Linked DNA regions of Homo sapiens: region 2 is linked to region 1. The links are chromatin contacts, found by POLR2A ChIA-PET in ENCODE. All regions are on one chromosome and are shown on one strand. Each heading gives the region's core, a stretch centred on a gene start or an enhancer-like site at or near the end of the contact. The rest is flanking DNA. Distances are from core to core; before and after follow the strand shown. Region 1 overlaps KDM2A (lysine demethylase 2A). Region 2 holds the start of CLCF1 (cardiotrophin like cytokine factor 1).

What was found. ChIA-PET counts read pairs that join two places held with the same protein, here RNA polymerase II (POLR2A).
Region 2: POLR2A ChIA-PET joins it to region 1 with 12 read pairs in BJ. The contact joins the promoter of CLCF1 here to the enhancer-like site in region 1. POLR2A ChIA-PET finds 5 or more read pairs at or near these places in 4 of 52 experiments (A549, B cell, BJ and 1 more).

What each region holds. Positions count from the first base shown.
Region 1 is chr11:67,194,288-67,201,114 of GRCh38, forward strand. All of the region lies in intron 5 of KDM2A (lysine demethylase 2A), which reads left to right. Among named protein-coding and RNA genes, the nearest start is that of GRK2, 69 kb to the right of the region's middle. RefSeq lists an enhancer at 3,081-3,581. Within about 2 kb of position 1,789, at least 4 of the 41 ENCODE cell types and tissues checked have a DNase peak (open chromatin) inside an H3K27ac peak, as active enhancers do; they include PC-3, where a contact is called at or near this core.
Region 2 is chr11:67,370,279-67,377,865 of GRCh38, forward strand. CLCF1 (cardiotrophin like cytokine factor 1) reads right to left here and starts at 3,320. Exons shown (of 3, transcript NM_013246.3): 1 at 3,246-3,320. The coding sequence starts at 3,261. All of the region lies in intron 2 of LOC100130987 (a long non-coding RNA gene), which reads left to right. RefSeq lists silencers at 2,709-3,048, 3,609-3,658.

The DNA.
Region 1 (6,827 bases), core at 539-3,038:
TTGCTTTACCCCCAGCTGTCCCAGCAGCTGCTCAGCCAGATTCCCAGATCTAGCATCTTTCAAAACATCTCAACCTTGGTAACTCAGATAAAAGTCTTTCTGAGGCGTAGGTCCTCCTGTGTCAATGGCACATCTGAATTACTAACAACGTGTTCTTTTCTTAAGTTATGTTATCTAGTCAGTTGATCAGGAGTTATATATACTGTGGACCCTGAAAACATTATCCCTGCATTATTGAGTAAATCATGTAAATACTGCGAGAAGGTAAAAAACACCACAAAAGCAATGTGGCATAACACTTTGTGCATTACATAGGCACCCAATACATATTGGTGATTGCCTAGTAAAAAATAGAGGGCTCTCAGTGCTGCTTACCTGCCTCTAATAAAAATGTAGGTGGTATTAAACCACAAGCTAGACCATCAGGAAGGAGGTACAAGGATAGATCCACAACCTGCTCTTGGCCTTTATCTCAGCAAGCTACCTGGCTTCTGTACTCCTACTTTGATTCACCTGCTGTTGCAGCAGGGTTTTAGGAGGATCCTATTTGTGTATCTAAGATTCAACATTCATGAAGGAGCAGAAATACTTGGATTTGCCTCTTAGCTCTTGGAGCTGGAGAGTGGATGACTTCCTGCAAGGCACGATTTTTGGATTGGCTTCTCAATTATTACAGGAATCCTCAACTTTTAGAATTGCCAGCCTATTCATCTGATCTTGAAAGTGTACAAACTTACCTTCAAACAGTGTAGAATATATGCAATTCTGGACCTAGACAGAGGCAATAACCTAAAGACATTTGCAGCTCATTTCTTGTCAGAACCCATTGAGAATAGTGGTATTGATGGAAGACTGTCAAGCCCATCCAGTTCTCTAGTCTAAATAGTCTCAGTTTATCCATGACTTGAGCCATCTAAAAGTTGCATAACAAATTAGCCGGGCGTGGTGGCGCATGCCTATAGTCCCAGCTACCCGAGAGGCTAAGGCAGGAGAATCACTTGAACCCAGAAGGCGAAGGCTGCAGTGAGCCGAGATCGCACCACTGCACTCCAGCCTGGGTGATCGAGTGAGACTCCGTCTCCAAAAAAAAAAAAAAAAAAAAAAAAAGTTGAATAACATTAATACAGCAATATTCTTCAAGGTGGTTGGATTGCTGGTGATTTTTATTTTCTTTTTAAACTCTTCTATTTTCCAAATTTTATGCCATGGGACTGTGTTCTAAACTGTCCAGTATGAAGAAAACAAAGAGCTCTGTTACTATAAAGAAAATGGTTTTCAGGTCTCTATTCAGTGGCTCTGGTGTAATAGAGCTGTATCAAGTCTTTCTTTGCAAAACTCTTTATTTCCTTTTATTTTTATTAGTTGTTCATGCTCTATGCAGTCTGTATAACCTTGGGTTTTAAATTCTTCAAGCAAATTGCAGTTTTCTGTTAGAACTTTAGTTATATTGTACTTATATTCAGTAAAGAAAATACTTAACATAAGCCAACAATTGTCAGCTTGTCCTAATTTAGTTAGAATTGTTAATATTGCCTGTGTATTTACCCAGTTCAAAGCTGGTTCCGTTGCCAGTATTTTATTTTCTATTTTATAACCAGTTCTCAATAGGCTCCAATAAGGAATAATTTTTCTACCACTTACAGCAACTTTCTTTGCCAAATCCACAATATCTTCTATCAACTCAAGATGTTGTGATTTCTTCAAACTTATCTCAGAACCACAAGAATTGCTAAATTTCTCTCACTTAGATGTAATCTTTTTATTGCGTACCCACCCCATCCCAGTTAAGCTGAGTCACACGAACATAATTGTCGGTCATAAATTGAGGAGCAACGACATAGTCACCCATATTAGGGCAATTTTCTAACAAGACATAATCCACTACAGTGAAACTTTCTTTGGCAAAATCATCCATGGTGCACGAGCAGGGGCTTGCAGCCCATGAGCCTCAGATGCAGGCTACCACTGCTGCCACCTCCAGTTCTTCATGTCAGCCAGATGGCAGGAGGGAGCAAGTGGGCCTATTACAGTTTTAAGAGATGAGGTCTCACTGTGTTGCCCAAGCTGGCCTTGAAATCCTGGACTCAAGCGATCTTCCTGCTTTAACCTCTTGCATAGCTGGGACTGCAAGCATGAGCCACAGTGCTTGGCTGAATGATAATTCATAGTAGCTAAAATGTAGCAACCTAAATGTCCATCAGCAGTGAATACTTTAGCATAATGTGCTATTTCCATTCACTGGATTATTATTTAGCCTTAAAAAGGAAGGAAATTCTGATATATACTACACATTACATGAATCCTAAGGACTTATGCTAAGTGAAATAACCCAGCCACAAAAATATAAATACTGTGTAATTCCACTGACATGAAGTATATAGAGTAACCAAAATCATGGAGACAAAATAGAATAGTGGTTACTGGGAAGAAGGGCAATGGGGACTTAAAACGGCCATAGTTTCAGTTTTATAAGATGAACAGAGTTATGGAGATGGATGGTGGTAATGGTTGCACAACATTGTGAATATATTTAATAACACTGAACTGTGCTCCTAAAAATGGTTAAGATAGAACATTTTATGTTTTTTGTATTTTACTACCATTTTTTACAAGTTGAAAAAAAAATAGACTCCTGGATATAGTATTCAAATTTCTGAGCTATGCAAATATGTAAGATCTTATTCAGTCATCAGTCTTCGGTTTTCTTCCCACTTCCTTACCACTTTTCCTTTCCTCGGTAATCTTCTTACTGCTAATAATGATCTTTGGAAGCCCTTTGTAACCTTGTATTTTCTAAATAAACCCAAGGGTGAACACAAATAACTTTGCTGTGATTTAAAATAAAATAGCAATTATATCTAACCTAACAGACCTTATCAGAAATAAACTTTTTTTTTTTTTTTTGAGACAGGGTATTGCTTTGTCACCCAGGCTGGAGTGCAGTGGGGCAATCATGCCTCCCTGCAGCCTTGACTTCCTGGGCTCAAGCGATCCTCCCACCTCAGCTTCCTGAGTAGCTGGGACCACAGGTGGGCACCACCATGCCCAGATAATTTTTGTATTTTTTTTGTAGAGATGGGATTTTGCCATGTTGCCCAGGCTGGTCTTGGAACTCCTGAGCTCAAGCAGTCAGCCCGCCTCGGCCCCACCAAAGTGTTGGGATTACAGGCGTGAGCCACTCTGCCCAGCCAGTGACTAACTTTCTATCCAGGTTTTTTAAAGTCTGGGTGTTTTTTTGTTTCTTGGATAGCTAATCATTGGCAAAATGCAGTGAAAAAGCTGATCCAGCTCTTCTTTTCAGCCTGTGGTGGAATGTTACTTCTTCAGTGTCAGTTTATGTCTCAGAAAGAAGTAAGCCATTCTGTCTTGTAAACTTTCTGTGATAGGATGTATTTGGTTGAGAATATGGACTCTGTAGCAAAACTGTCCTGAGCTACACTAATTACTAGCTGTGTAATCTTGGACAAGTTACTTAAATGTGAAGTGCTTAGAACAGTGTCTGGCATATACAGTTGACCCTTGAACAATGCAACGGCTAGAGGCACCAACCCCCAGCAAGTCAGAAATCTACATATAAATTGGAATTCCTCAGAAACTTAACTACCAATAACCTACTGTTTACTGGATGCCTTATGGATAATGTAAACAGTTGATTAACATATTTTATGTTATACATATTATATACTGTATTCTTACAATAAAGTAAGATAAAAATTCCTTAAATCATAAAAGAACATTTGTTTACTATTAAGATTGAAAATATATTTACTATCTTTTCATCTTCATGATGAGTAGGCTAAGGAGGAAGAGGTGGGATTGCTTTTGCTGTCTCAGGAGTGGCAGGGATGGAAGAAAATTCATGTATAAGTGAACCCATGTAGTTCAAACCAGTGTTGTTCAAGGATCAACTGTGCTGAGTTCTCAGTAAATGTTAGCTATTACTTTGACCATCACAATTTTATCTAAGTGCTCTGGTCCATACCCAGAGTATGAGCGCACCTCATTTTATTGCACTTTGCAGATAGTGTATTTTTTTTTTTTTTTAACAAATTGAAGGTTTCTGGCAAACCTTCATTGAGCAAGTCTGTAGCCGCCATTTTTCCAATAGCATATGCTCACTTCATGTCTGTCACATTTTAAAACCTTTTCATTATGCCGGGCGCAATGGCTCATGCCTGTAATCCCAGCACTTTGGGAGGCCGAGGCGGGCGGATCTCGAGGTCAGGAGATCGAGACCACGGTGAAATCCCATCTCTACTAAAAACACAAAAAATTAGCTGGGCGCAGTGGCGGGCGCCTGTAGTCCCAGCTATTTGGGAGGCTGAGTCAGGAGAATGGCGTGAACCCGGAAGGCGGAGGTTGCAGTGAGCTGAGATCCCGCCACTGCACTCCAGCCTGGGTGACAGAGTGAGACTCTGTCTCAAAAAAAAAAAAAAAGCTTTTCATTATTATTTGTCAGTGGTGATCAGTAGTTTGTTTTGTTTTGTTTTGTTTTGTTTTGTTTTGTTTTTGACGGAGTCTCACTCTGTTGCCCAGGCTGGAATGCAGTGGCACAATCTTGGCTTACTGCAACCTCCACCTCCTGGATTCAAGCAATTCTCATGCCTCTGCCTCCCGAGTAGCTGAGATTACTGACATGCACCACCATGCCTGGCTAATTTTTGTATTTTTAGTAGAGATGGAGTTTCACCATGTTGGCCAGGGTGATCTTAAACTCCTGACCTCAAGTGATTCACCCGCCTTGGCCTCCCCAAAGTGCTGAGATTACAGGCATGAGCCACTGCACCCAGCAGATCAGTGATCTTTGACATTACTATTATACTTGTTTTGAGGTGCCATGAACTGTATCCATATAGGAGAGCAGACTTGAAATGTTGTATATGTTCTGACTGCTTTGCCACATTGCTATTCCCTTGTTCTCTTTCTCTCCTCAGGCCTCCCTATTTCCTGAGACACAACAATATTGAAATTAGGCCAACTAATAACACATGGCCTCTTAAGTGTTCAAGTGAAAGGAAGAGTCCCACCTCTCTCACTTTAAATCAAAAGTTAGAAATGATTAAGTTTAGTGATTAAGGCATGTCAAAAGCCAAGATAGGCCTTTTACATCAAATAGTTAACCAAGATGTGAATGCAAAGGAAAGGTTCTTGAAGAAAATTAAAAGTGCTACTCCAGTGAACATGGGGATAAGAAAGAAAAACAGCCTTATCACTGATAACGGAGAAAGTCTGAGTGGTTTGGATAGAAAATCAAACCAGCTATAACATTCCCTTAACAAACCCTAAGCCACAGTAAAGCCCTGATTCTCTTTAATTCTGTAAAGGCTGAGAGAGGTGAGGGAGCTGCAGAAGAAAAGTTTAAAGCCAGGAGAGGTTGGTTTATGAAGTTTAAGAAACCATCTTTGTAACAATGAAGTGCAAGGTAAAGCAGCAGCACATGCTGATATAGAAGCTGCAGCAGGTTATCCAGGAGAACCAGCTAGGATCATTGATGAAGGAGGCTGCACTAAACAACAGATTTTCCATGTAAATGAAACAGCCTTCTATTGGAAGAAGATAGCATCTAGGATTTTCATAGCTAGATAAAAGGCAGTTGCTTCAAGGGACAAGTTGACTCTCTTGTTAGGGGCTAATGCAGCTGGTGATTTTAATTGGAAACCAAATTTAACATTCCAAAAAAAGCTTATTTACCATTCCAAAATCCTAGGGCCCTTAAGAATTATGCTAAATCTACTCTATTAATGGAACAACAAAGCCTAGATGATATCACATCTGTTTTACAGCATGGTTTACTGAATTTATTAAGCCCACTGTGGAGATCTGCTCAGGAAAAAAGGTTCCTTTCAAAATGTTACTGCTCACTGGCAGTGTACCTCTTCACCCAAGACCTCTGATGGGAATGTACAAAGAGATTAATATTGTTTGTGTGGTTTTTTTTTTTCTTTTTAGACGGAGTCTCTCTCTGTTGCCCAGGCTGGAGTGCAGTGGCACGATCTCAGCTCACTGCAAGCTCCACCTCCTGGGTTCACGCCATTCTCCTGTCTCAGCCTCCCGAGTAGCTGGGACTACAGGCGTCCGCCACCACGTCCGGCTAATTTTTTTCGTATTTTTAGTAGAGATGGGGTTTCACCATGTTAGCCAGGATGATCGCGATCTCCTCACCTCATGATCCGCCCGCCTCAGCCTCCCAAAGTGCTGGGATTATAGGCGTGAGCGACCGTGCCCAGCCTGTTTGGTTTTTTAAGACAAGGTCTCATTCTGTTGCCCAAGTTGGAGTGCAATGGTACAATCATGGCTCACTGCAGGCTCAGTGTCCCTGGGCTCAGGTGATCCTTCCACCTCAGCCTTTAGCTGGGACTACAAGCACATGCCAACACACCCAGTTAATTTTTGTGTTTTGGTAGAGACACAGTTTGACCCTGTTACCCAGGCTGGTTTAGAACTCCTGGGCTCAAGGGATTTGCCTGCCTCAGCTTCCCAAAGTGCTGGGATTACAGGCATGAGCTACCATGCCTTGCCTGAGATTAATACCGTTTTCATGCCAGATAGCAGTATTCATTCTGTGGCCCATGGATCAAGGAGTAATCTCAACTTTAGTCTTATTATTTAAGAAATATATTTCATGGCCTGGCACAGTGGCTCACACCTGTAATCCCAGCACTTTGGGAGGTCGAGGCGGGTGGATCACGAGGTCAGGAGATTGAGACCATCTGGCTAACACGGTGAAACCCAGTCTCTACTGAAAATAGAAAAAAAATTAGCCGGGCGTGGTGGCGGGCGCTTGTAGTCCCAGCTACTGGGGAGGCTGAGGCAGGAGAATGGCGTGA
Region 2 (7,587 bases), core at 2,070-4,569, 180 kb after region 1:
GAGAGTGCGTGGTGGGCTTCCTGGAGCCCTCATCCATCCTCCCTCAGGCTCATGTTGTGCAGGTGGACCCCGGCCACTGGGGCTGTGTCCTAGGTCCCCCTCTCCCCCTCCCCACCAGTCCTGGCCCCCAGCCCGGCCCCCGCCCCAGCTCTGCCTCTGGCTGCTGCCCACTGATTGTTTACATCCCGTCTTCTCTGTGTGTTTATAAATCCGGCTGAGCACGTGAGGAGCTAACGAGTACAGCTCACGTTTCCTGCAACAGCCCCCCACCCCCGGCCAGCCCCTAATTCCATCCAGATCCCTGGGCCCTAGGAACCAAGGCTCTCCTCATGAACACACACACACACACACACTCTCTCTCTCTTAGCCCAAGGAAGTGACTGGCCACCCAGACAGCTGCACAGGCAGGCGCACCCGTGAGCACATGTCTTTAGCCACTTTAGCCAGCTGCCCCTCAGTCCCTGGCCTGGACACCCCCAGGCTGACCTTTCCCAGTGAGGGTGAGAGTTCAGCCATGCAGATGTGCCAGGGTGCTTAGGGTGGTAGGACAAGTCAATGGGAGTCTCTGCACCTGGGACTATAAGAGCTACGCTAAGAACTGTAAGCCCTAAATGTTGCAGCCAGGGAGGCACTGCAGAGCTCCAGAGGTGGGGCATGGTGGCCTCAGGCTGGGCTGAATATGGGAGCCAGGAGGAAAGGCCAGACCAGGACCAGCGCTGGCTGCGGTTGGAGGGGTCTGTTGAGGGGAATTGAGGGATGGAGTGGGTTAGGCGGGCAGAGTGGGTGAGGAGTGGGCTAGGGATGGAGTGGGTGAGGTCCAGGCATTGTGACGGTAGGAAACTGCCCCAGGGGCGTGTCCTGACCTACCTTCCCAGGCAAAGGCCCACAGAAACCCATCTTCCTTCCACCCTCTGGGCTGCTGCTTTCCCCTCTCTTACTTATCTCCCTTCTGCCTTTTCCTTGGTTCCTTTTACCCCAGGCCACTGAGAAGTAGCTTGGTGAGTGGGGACACATGGGCCTGGGAATTGGGAGACCTAGCTTTGCCACCAATTCGTCTGGTGACTGTGGGCTTGCACAAGGAGGTCACATTATGCAAGCTCAATTCCTCCTAGAGGAAACACACGGGGCTTCATCTCTCCTCTCCTCTCCAGCATCCCCCTTTGTGCCCTTCTCCTCCAGCCTAAATGACAGAGGTCACTGAGGCCCAGGGGAAGAAGCTGAGGGTGGGCCAGCCCCACTGCCTTATGAAGTCAGTAACCAAGCAAGCGAGACAGGAGTTGGGCTTTGGCTGGAGTGAGAGGGTTCCTGATTGTGCCACAAGAGGGCCATGGGTGTGCTCAGGGAGGCCAGCGGGGAGCCAGGGGGGAGCCCAGCAGCCCACTGAGAGCCAGAGGCAGGAGGAGCAGTGAAGGAGGAGTCCAGGGCAGTGGTGGGTGAATTGGAAAGGGTGTTGTTATCAAGAGGGGCGTGGGGGGGGAGGAGAGTGCAGGAGCCAGGTGTGCACAAGAGGTGGGACGTGGGGAGGAATGTGAAGTGTCAGTGAGCCAGTGGCTGGTGTGCAGGGGTGGCGTGCAGGGGTGGTGTGCAGAAGTGTGACGGACAAGAGTGTGGGTCTGTGAATGAAGGGGACAGGGAGCCATTGCACCCATCAGCAGTGTCACTTCTGGGGCTGCCGGGTGACAATTGCCATCTCTGCTTCCTCCCCGGTGGAGCGTGTGGCTCCAGGGCAGCGAGGGTGTCTGAGCTGGCCAGGAGCGCGTCTGGTCTGTTAGGGGAATATGTACTCGCATCCTGTCCGGTGTGAGGGGCAACGTGTGCTCCCGAGCTGTGGCGGAGGTCAGTCGGGGTCAGTGAAAGCACAGAGGTGTCCCTGGGTTAGGGTCAGAGAAGGAGGACCCAGTAGAGCAGCGTGCCCAGTGCCCCCCACCCCTAGCCTCTCTCCAAGGCTTAGCCTCCACCCGCCCGTCTCCCCTCCTCTCCTGGTAGCCCCTCACACCCCGGGGGGAGGGCCAGGCTGGGAGCTGGGGGAACAGGGGTCCTCTGGGATTGGGAGGGTCTGTGGGGAGGGCTCCAGAAGCCCAGCACGGAGTTGTGGAAAGGAAGGCGGGTGGGGAGAGCAAGCATGAGGGGACCTCTGGCGAGCCCCGGGGACTCTTTCGAAGGTTTCCTTCGAGGGGCTCGGCCGGGAAGCTGCACGGCGGCGGTTGCCAGCTGGCCCTCCCTGCTGGCGGTGACCTCTCGCTCTGGGACCCCTCCCGGCGCTGCGCCTTCCCCCTGTGTGGCCTCGGCGCCCCCGGCCCCGCCCCCTCCCGCTCCCGCCCGGTCGCTCCTTCCCCGCGGCGGGGGCGGGGGCGGGGGCGGGGGCGGGGTCCGGGGCACCGGGCTCCGGGCTCTGCCCGGCGCTGCCCTTTCCCGCGCGTCAACTCCCCTCCTGCCCGGGCTGAGCGGCTGCTCCCGCCGCTCCCTGGCCAGTGACAGACTTTTTCCTGCCGGGTCCGGCCCGGCTGCGCCAGCCCCCCGCCAAACAATAATCACTCCCAGGCCACGGTGGCCCGGGGGACTCGCGGCCGCCGCCCGCCGCCCCTACCTGCCGCCGGCTCCCCGGCCGTGGGCACCATGGAGGGTTCCGGCCGCGCGGCGCGTAGCTAGGAAGCCGCGAGTCCCGCGGCGCGGCTCGGCCCGTCCGGCCCGGCCCAGCCAGGCTCGGCGCTGCCCTCCGCCCTCCTCTCCGCCGCCCGCCCTTCCTCCCGCCCGCCCTCCTACCCCTCCCGGCGGGCCGGGGAGGGAGAGCGGCGCGGCCCGAGGTGTCGGCCTCCCCTCGCCTCCCGCCGCCCGGCCTCGGGCTCCCCCGGCCTCCCTCCCTCTTCCTCTCCCAGCCCCTCCTCCCACCCGCAGCCTCGCTCCCCGCCTCGGACTCTCTGGCCCCGACTGGTGCGCGGGGCTCTGGGGCTGCGGCTCCTACGGCCCGCCTCGCTGGGGCTCCAGGTTGCCGCCTCCCCAGGTCTGCGATCGTCCGGGCTCCCCGCCGCTCCCGGCCACCTCCTGGCCCCGCCGTGCGGACTCCAGGAATGCCGCGTCCCCGCCCGGCCCCTCTCGAGGGCGCCCAGCCGTGCCTCCCCCGGCCCGAGCCCAGCTCCCTGGCCCGGCCCCGGCGCGGGGCTCCCGGGGGTCAGGGCAGGACGGGAACCGGATCTCGTGGCTGCTTGGCGGGGCGGGGGTCGGGGCCTCGGCCGCCTGGCTCCTACCTGCTCGGAGGTCCATGGGGCTGGGGCCGGGCCGGCCGGGTGCGGCTCCTCTCCCGGAGGCTGGCGGAGTGGGAGGGCGAGCCGCGGCTCCGGCGAAGCTTTAATAATCCCATCCGCCAGGCCCACTCGCAGGTTTTTTTCGCTCGGTTTCGGATTTTTTTTTTTTTTCGGTGTGGGACATTCTGCAAACTTTTTTTTTTTTTTTCTGACGTGTAAAGCTGTAACCACAAATTGTAGCGGCCCTCCCCGGGGTGGGGGTAGGAGGGGGGAGGAGGGAAGGGAGGGCTTCTGGGGCTCCCTCTCCCTCCCACAGCACCGAGGGGGGGTGAGGTGAGGCGAGGCTGTGGCGGTACCACCCTGGGCCTCCTGGGGGAGGGGGCGGGGAGGCCATCAGTCCGTCTGAGGACTCCCAGGAGCCGGGGGACAGCGCCGGCTTCGGGTGGGCTTCTCCCCAGGCGTTGGCCTGGGACACCGCCCCCTGCCCCCTGTCCCCTGCCGATGCGGGGTCCCTGATCCAACCTACCTCTGCCTGTGCGAGGTCCCTGCTCCCACCCTACCTCTGCCTCCTCATCTCTAACCTTCCCTCCTCCTCCCCCTTGAGTAAATGCAATGACACATTCTCCCAAATGCCAGCGAGCTGGCCTGGGAGCAAGTGATGGTGTTTTTCCTGCTGCCCTTTGTCTGGGCTGACCGCCCCCCCTGCCTATTGTCCCGCCGCTTGTCCCATTTCCAAAAGCTAGAGCTAAGCGAGGCGCTGGGGCTGGGGCAGGTGACTAACCAGCTCACAATGCCCCCTGCGGGGGAGGAAGAGGGCACTGCAGGCCCACTGCCCGGCCCAGAGGCGAGAAGAGGCCACTTGGCGGGACTTTTTCCCTCAAGTTCACAAGGTTCTTCATTCTTCCTCCAGTGACCAGGGAGAATGTACATGGGTGGGGGATTTGTAATTCATTAATCAGCACGAGGCAACGGACCAGTTTCAACACCACAGGCTTCTTGGGTGACTCAGCGGGAATGCTCCGATTCAAGGCGATGGACCGCCCGAGCGTCCCCATTTGTGAAATGTTTCCCCATGAAGACCCTGGCATTCTCCTTCCTTTGGGGTTTCGGGTTGTTGGTTTTTCCGGTGGTGAGGTGGGGGTGGCTTAGCGGTGAGGGCTCCCCCTCCTTCCCGCAGGCCTGGGTTGGGATTTGCTGGGCAGGATACCTGGGGGTATGCCTGGACCCTCCCAGAGGGGGTCCCCTCCTCCCTCTCCAAGGGCTGCCGGGGAGAACACGCTCAGAGGAGGCAGCTCTAACCCAGGGCTGGGGACTGCCCTGCTTCATGATTTTCCTGGGGGAGAGTCATGTGGTCCCCAAGGCTTGGGTGCCCTATAGCCACACCACCAATTAAATCACTGGGTAATAAGTTGCTTTTGTTGTTGTTTATTTATTGTTTCAAAGTGGGAGAGGCCAGTGGTGGGCCAGACCTGGAAGGTGATGCCTCTCCCTGGAGTGGCATCAGAGATTTGTCTCCCACTCCTTCCTGGTGCCCCTGGAATGGGAGGGCACTCTGCCAGTCCAGCCCCAGCGCCTCCAACCTGTGGCCTGGGCAGGCATCCTGATCATGGCCAGTGCTGGGTCCCAGGGCAGCTCTTCCCTTCTCTGTACCGCGAGCACTGAGGTGGGGGGGTGGGGGGGGTGGGGAAGAAGTTTGTTTTCAATTACCTCACTGGAGTGGGACAGACTTTGTTGTTGGGTTGGTTTTTTTTTTTCTCTCTCTCTCTGTCCTTTCTTCCTTTTTTTTTTCCTAAACAAGGAGAAAAAGGGCTGGGAAAGGAGAGCTGGCTTGGGGTGGGGGGCAGGGGACTTTGAGGGACCTCAGTAGCAGCTCTGATGAAAACTGCCTGGAGGGACCCTTGTGAAAAGTGCTCAGGGCCTACCTCTGCCCCCCCCACCGCCCCCGCACCTCCTCCCTGCCCCCACCAGCCAGGACTCTGGAGTTTCAGTGACATTCCTGATGGATGAACCCAGTGATTTCTTGATGCCCATGCCAAGGTCAAGAAGGCAGATGCCCATGGGTGCATGGCACGGAGGCCAGCCAGGAGGTCCCCCTAGCTGCTACCCTTTCAGAGGGAGGGGGCCAAGAAGGAGGGGAGAGGGAGAAGGGGAGCCGCTTCAGCCTCTCCCTCCGCCTCGAAGCCGCTCCTTGTGGAGTCTGCACAATGTGGTTTGGATTTGGCTGAGCCCCTCAGCACCTTATAAAGCACCTTGCTGAGTCAGGGAGAAAGCAGCCCCAGTGTCGGGGGAGCGGAGGGGAGGGGGCGCTGAAGAAAGGGGCGGGGGCGAGAGAAGAGGGGTGAGACCAGAGAAGGGGCAAGACTGGGAAGGAAAGAGGAGACACAAAGAGGCAAATGGGTGGGAGTGAGAAAGAGGGGAGGAGGGAGCTGGGAGGAAGAGGGGGAAGCAGCGGATGCGGGGAGAGGAAGACACTGAAGCAGAAGGTGGGAGTGGACAACGCCATCCCCAGCACACATCCACCTGGGGCAGCCAGAAAGCACTGGTTTGCAGGAACTGAGGGCTGCAGCTCTGAAACAGGGACCCAGGCCAGGTGGGTACAGGGACAATTGGCTTTACACACAGCCCCCCAGTCCCCAGTTTGTCTTTGAATCTTAATGTAGTGACCCCGAAAGCTGGGAAAGTTGTGTTCTCCCTCTGCCTCTTGGACTTGCCTCCCTGCCCTCTCCCCTCACCTAGTGGGGGCCAAGCCTCTCCCCTCCCCTCCCCCACCTTCCACACTGCCAAAGGGAAAAGCAGCTCCATCTCCAAGCTGCCAGTGCCCCTCTGCCATGCCTGGGCAAAGGCAGCAGGCTGGGAGTTGCCAGTTGGGTTGGGTCGGGGGCTGGAATAAAGACTGTGCCTTTATCCTGCCAAGTCCCTAAATGGGGGTAGCTGCTGGGGTTTGGGGAAGAAGGAAGAGAGGAAAGACGGAGCAGGAGTAGCCCCTCCAAGATTTCCGTGGGATGGGGCAGGACAGGTGGCTGCCCTCTGATTTCCAGCTGGAAATCAGGACCTTGGGAAAGTTCCTGCTCCCCTGTGGCTCTCAAAAAGAATCTTGTTAGGGGCCCTTCCAGTGCTAACAATCTGGGGTTGCTGGTGGGAGGGCACAGCTTAGAGGAGACGCCAGTCCCCCCAGCTCCAGACAAGCATGGGAAAGAGAAGCGCTCCGTCTGCTCCAGGGGTACATTGTGCAGGCACTTTCTCAGTCTCTGCCAGGTCCTGTTAAGGACAGAGAGAAGGCAAGGAAAACCCATCCCTGCTTTTAGGAATGTCACAGTTGGGGCTTACATCTGTAATCCCAGCGCTTTGGGAAGCCCAGGCAGGAAGATTCCTTGAGGAATTTGAGACCAACCTGGGCAACATAGAGACCCCATCTCTACCAAAAATTTAAAAATTAGCCCAGCATGGTGGCGCATGCCTATAGTCCCAGCTAATCAGGTGGCTGAGGCTGAAGGATTGCTTGAGCCCAGGAGTTTGAGGCCGCAGTGAGCTATGACCACTACACATGGTCTTTGTTTCCTGGGGCAACAGAGCAAGACCCTCTCTCAAAAGAAAAGAATTCCACAGTCTAGGGACACTCATTAAACTGTCTGACATCAGCCATAGGTGGCAGTGGGTACATTTAGGGCCAAGGAGGATGGTGGGAGGAGAACTTCCTGGAGGAGGTAGAGCTTTGGGGTAGAAATGTGGATGGATTGAGCTAGAAGAGCAGTGGCAACCACAGGCAAAGTGCCAAGGTAGCACCAGGTACAGCTCAGTGTTCCCTGCAGCAGGCACAGAGCTACTCTGGGAGTCAGAAAACCTCCATTCCAGTTGGCCAGTGTGACCTTGGGACAAGCCTGTCCCCTCTCTGTATGATGGGGTCTGACCACCTCTGCCCTCCTCTCCATGGGATGGTGGGAGTAGTCCGTGAGCTGACGAGGGGCCACTGGCTTGCTGCCTTCTCTGGCCTTTTAGACTCCAGGCTTCACCATCCACAGGGGGGTGGCAGGTCAGGTCCTCAAGAAGTGTGGCTGGCTGGGGGCCAGAGCTGGCACCAGGTGATGACTGAGCTGCCCTCCAAGGGGGGAGGGTGAGTCAGTGTTGGCTCAGGGACCGGCTAGTGTCCCACCCTTCCTCCCCACATGGTGACATCCCCAAGGAAGGCTCTCCAGGCACCCAAAACACCATGTCGCACACAGCTGCACAATTAGCACTGATGGGACCCTGGCCCAGGGAGTGTCTGGGTTCCTGAACTAGGGGAGCCTCTAGCTGGCCCCCTCCTGACAGGTGTGTTGGAGAAACCCACAGAGGTGAGTAGGGACAC